2 separate regions of the Homo sapiens genome follow, and region 2 is linked to region 1. A link is a loop called in an ENCODE intact Hi-C map of the cell type or tissue named here. Cell type or tissue: PC-9. All regions are shown on one strand.

Region 1 (2,500 bases):
CTAGAGGTATGAGAAATAAATGCATACCTAATTTTGAGAAATCCTGACTCTGAGAAGCACTTCTGCAGTCCCAGTAAAAACAAAGTAGCAGCAGCCCTGCTGAGGTGATGCTGGGCTCATTCTCCATGGGAAAGACTGTGCAAGTCTGCAGCAACAGGTTATGAGTGTGGCAGCCCCAGAACAAGGGCACGTTGGAGACAGGGTGTAGCTAGGGAAATTGCGTGGTGCACATTTGAGGGTAGCAAATTATTTCTATGAGGCTCATATTGTTAGCAAGGAAGGACTTTTTTTTTTTTTTTTGAGATGGAGTCTCACTCTGTCGCCCAAGCTGGAGTGCAGTGGCAGTGATCTCAGCTCACTGCAACCTCGCCTCCCGGGTTCAAGCGATTCTCCTGCCTCAGCCTCCCGAGTAGCTGGGACTACGGGTGCGTGCTACCACACCCAGCTAATTTTTGTATTTTTAGTAGAGACGGGGTTTCACCATGTTGGCCTGGATGATCTCGCTCTCATGACCTCGTGATCCGCCCGCCTTGGCCTCCCAAAGTGCTGGGATTATAGACTTGGGCCACAGCGCCTGGCCGCAAGGAAGGACTTGTAATGCCCACCCTCCTAGTTCCATACAAACACACACATGCACACTCGCTAGGTCCAAAGAGTGTGATGAGGGGAAAATAGAGACATAGTTGCAGCGTCTGGATTAGGGCTGAGCCAGCAGGAAACATTAATCAGGGCATCAGGAAACCAGAGTTCTATTCTAAGCTCAGTTTGTAACGTCTTTGTGGACTTGAGCAAGTCACTTTCCTATTCTAAACCTTGTTTTATTTCCTTTGCAAATGAGGAAGTTGAAATACGTGATCTCAAAGATTCCTCCCAGTTCTTCACCTCATGAGACAAATGTAAATCAAGTAACATTCGCTATTGTGATTAGAAAAACTGCATTTACACAGGTTAGCCACTAGATGGGGACGTGCGATTGTTACGTGGCTGAAGGTTTCCTGTATTTCTTTATTTTTTATTTGGCCGCTAGAGGGCACGCCTGCCCTGCACTTAAAGCTGACTACTTTTAAGGAAAGACAAAGGAATTCTTGGATTTCTCCATTTTCCTCATCACCTGTGCTTATCAGAGAATTCCAGGGGCAAGCTACCCTTTCCAATTCATCACTAATTTATAAACAAAATAAGGAGTAAGGAATGCTTCTTACTTACTTCCTATAACATATTTAAGAATGAATGCTCAAAACGAAAGTAATTTATTTAAAACTTGTGTTGAGTCATTATGACTGCAAAATTTTTGCTCATGTTTTTCATATGCTATTCACTTGCAAATTATTAGAACTCTACATGTTCTGTTCATCTCAGCATTATTTATAACAGGGAAAAATTAGACACTAGCCAAAAATCTAAAAACGGGACAGTAAGGAAAAAGCAAATGGTTCTTTTAATCATCATCACTAAAAGTGGTTGTGACTTAAAATAATGACATAAAAGATGCTTCTACATTGTTGAGTAAAACATCAAGATAAATTTAAAATTATATTTCAAGCTTAACATATTCATTTAAAAAGAGAAAAGAAATTTTAGAGAGTTTATCTTGTTGGATTATCAGATGTTATTTTTCTCTTTTTAATGCCATATACTTTTCAAATTTTCAGTGGACTGGTATTACTTTTGTATTTAAAAAAGAAAAATATAAGGAAAAAGAAACCTGTCATGCACTTTCTAGTGGATTTTACTTACCAGTCATCTCTGTGTTTCTGGCATCAGCAAACTGAGCCAGAAACTCAGTGCCTCCCATTTCTTTTTTTTTTTTTAGATGGAGTCTTGCTCTGTCACCCAGGCTAGAGTGCAGTAGCTCAAACTTGGCTTGCTGCAACCTCTGCCTCCCGGGTTCAAGTGATTCTTCTGCCTCAGCCTCCCAAGTAGCTGGGATTACAGGTGCCCGTCACCGCACCCGGCTAATTTTTGTATTTTAGTGGAGATGGGGTTTCACCATCTTGACCAGGCTGGTCTCGACTCCTGACCTTGTGATCCACCCGCCTTGGCCTCCCAAAGTGCTGGGATTAACAGGCGTGAGCCACTGCGCCAGGCCGAATGCCTCCCATTTCTTGTATTCACCTTAAAAACTCCTGCAATGAAGGACTCCCTCCTCCCTCATCTAACCTATTATGTGTGTCGTGAGTTCTGACTATGATATCATTCCTGATGTGAAACCGAAGTCTCTCTAAGTCCATCCATTGGTTCAGTTCTGCCTTCTGACAGAGTCCACACCAGACTTCACATTTCTCCCAATCTTCTTTGTCCTACAAGGGCTTTCTATTCTTCAAGCTAAAGAGACACCAGTGATTCCGTTCGTTCATTCAGTTAACATTTAGGGGCCACAGCTTGTGCTATGTCCTGAGATTTGCCAATGAGCAGAGCTCAGAGTATTGAAAAGACAAACACACACGCCAGGCATTTTACTATGCTATGTTGTGTGCATGACAGGAGTACACAGGGCATC
Region 2 (2,500 bases), 140 kb after region 1:
ACCATTAACATGGTGATTCCTAATGTGTCTTATCATATCCCCCAAAAGGTTCGAAGTTCCTTGAAGGCCAGGATTCTTGTCTTGTTCAAGGTTGTATTCCCAGTGCTTTGTACCTGAGTCATGATAGGCACTTGGTCAATGTCTTGAGTTGAAAAGAAATGAAAACCATAATATACAAACAATCATTATTATTGTCAGAAGAATGTTGGAGGAGTATGAAGAGTTATTCTCTTACGCTTAATTTACCAGCCATCACCTGGCCTAAACCAGTGGTTTTCAAAGTGTGACCCTGGCCTAGCAGCATTAGCACCATGTGGAAACTTCTTAGAAACATAAATTCTTAGTTCAATCCCAGACCTACTGATTCAGAAACTTAGGGCATTGTGCTCAGTACTCTGTATTTTAATAACCCTCACTGCCAAGTGATTCTGATGCACACTGAAGTTTGAGAAAACACTCCCTAGTCCTAGTCCTACTCCCAAGATTGGGTCATAACATTCAACCATGGGAATATTACAAATTAGAAAAACGTTACATTTATAGCAAGATTTGTTTATCTAAATAAACACTTCTCCATCCTGGTCCCCCTATCTTCTTTTTTTTTTTTTTTTTTGAGATGGAGTCTTGCTCTGTCACCCAGGCTGGAGTGCAGTGGTGTGATCTTGGCTCACTGCAAGCTCTGCCTTGCGGGTTCATGCCATTCTCCTGCCTCAGCCTCCTGAGTAGCTGGGACTACAGGCGTCTGCCACCATGCCCGGCTAATTTTTGGTATTTTTAGTAGAGACGGGGTTTCACCATGTTAGCCAGGATGGTCTGGATCTCCTGACCTCGTGATCCACCCACCTCGGCCTCCCAAAGTGCTGGGATTACAGGCGTGAGCCACCACACCCAGCCCCCCTATCTTCTTATAGGGGTTTAAGTCAGCAGCAGGCATAAGTTTTGTTAAGCTCCATTCGATAGATAAAAACACTAAGGTTGAAAAAAAAACCCACTTTCTCAAATGATAAGACTAAAACAGGCAGTGTCAAAGAAGGGATCAGGCCCAAGACTCTTTCCACAGTAACACAAAGTCATTCAGAAGACAGTCAAATAAAATAAGCACCAGAGAATTCACCGTTTAGGGGCCAGAAATGTGAATGCATCTTTCCCAGCACTACAATGCTTGCTGATAACGGTAAATAACCTCTCAGGTGGCTTCCTGAGGGTTTGGGTTTCTAAGGATGCGAGTCAGTCCTTCATAATAATTAAGAGCAATGTCCCACACAACTTACAGCGTCGTTTTCTTTTTTTAAAAAAAAGGCACAATACCCAATTCATGCCACCCCAGAATGGCATTTTTTTTAAACCTGCTTCACATTTGTAGAGGTGAAGAACCTCCACCTCTAAGAAACCTTGCTTTCAGATATAGAGGTCCCAGCCTAAACACCTAGGTTTGGGTGGATACGGCCCGGAAACTTCTGGAAAATGAGGACAAAGCTGGACTGCTGAAGGTCTTGTCTGTGTTTGGGTGGCTGTCTGGCGCCCCCTTGTGTTCAGTGCCTGGACCCAAAAGAGCCGGAAGGCAACAATGATGCAGTGAGGGCAAATGGCTACAGCAATTCACAAATGGCACTCTGGCCAGTGAGGACCAGAGGAATGGGCTTAGGACTGGGCAAAGGCCCCTCTGCCCACCATCTGGGCTCTCCTGAAGGCCCTCCAAGCACTCTTCCAGCCCTAGTGGAGAAGCAGTCACTAGGAAGACTTGCCTGGACAGGCATAGGTGGAAGCTGTGCCCAAGCTCACCCGTTGTGTCCACCAGGAAGATGGGTCATTGCATCCTTCTTGCTGGGTGTTTGGCCAGAGGGCTTTTCCTCCTGACTTACTGCCCAGGGCAGAGGCTTAGAGCACCCCCACCTCCCTTTTTTTTCTTTTTTTTGACGGAATTTCGCTCTTGTTGCCCAGGCTGGAGTGCAATGATGCGATCTGGGATCATCACAACCTCCACCTCCCAGGTTCAAGCAATTCTCCTGCCTCAGCCTCCCGAGTAGCTGGGATTACAGGCATGTGCCACCATGCCCAGCTAGTTTTTTTTTTTTGTACTTTTAGTAGAGATGGGGTTTCACCATGTTGGTCAGGCTGGTCTCGAACTCCTGACCTCAGGTGATCCGCCCGCCTCAGCCTCCCAAAGTGCTGGGATTACAGATGTCAGCCACTGCACCTGGCCCCCACCCCCTTTATTAAAGGGAAATTGAGTGTTCTGCTGAAGACAGCTTGGGCCCCTGAGGAGACATTGCAAGGCAGTTCTGAATGTGCTAAGTCAGTGGGTGATAATGGGCACTGTGTGCCCAGCAAAGGCACTTCCCACCCTCGGCCATAAACAGTCTTTAACTGGTTCACACAGAAGGCTGGGGTTGGCTCTTCCTTCTCACCTGCCTGCTCCCTGACTCCCACACTGCAGGGCTCTACCTTCCCAGTCATATCACCAAATCCTGCCCTTGGTGTGAAAAAGACCATGGCATGT

Evidence for each region. A loop is a pair of places that touch in the nucleus more often than their neighbours do. Peaks named below come from ENCODE experiments on the same cell type or tissue, not always from the same donor. Only the 100,000 strongest peaks of a DNase experiment are listed, where the experiment ranks them.
Region 2: a loop joins it to region 1, with 6 times the contacts of the local background. A loop is called at or near these places in 24 of 110 quality-filtered maps.

The regions. Positions count from the first base shown.
Region 1 is chr2:113,388,967-113,391,466 of GRCh38, reverse strand. The region is part of intron 2 of LINC02966 (long intergenic non-protein coding RNA 2966); the gene reads right to left. Among named protein-coding and RNA genes, the nearest start is that of ZNG1B, 47 kb to the left of the region's middle. In PC-9, CTCF peaks have their summits at 802 and 1,002 (motif pointing right); a DNase peak (open chromatin) is centred at 966; H3K27ac peaks cover 801 bases.
Region 2 is chr2:113,248,380-113,250,879 of GRCh38, reverse strand. All of the region lies in intron 2 of PAX8 (paired box 8), which reads left to right. PAX8-AS1 (PAX8 antisense RNA 1) reads right to left here. Exons shown (of 6, transcript NR_015377.2): 2 at 1-113. Among named protein-coding and RNA genes, the nearest start is that of PAX8-AS1, 13 kb to the right of the region's middle. In PC-9, CTCF peaks have their summits at 1,320 and 1,522 (motif pointing left); a DNase peak (open chromatin) is centred at 1,504.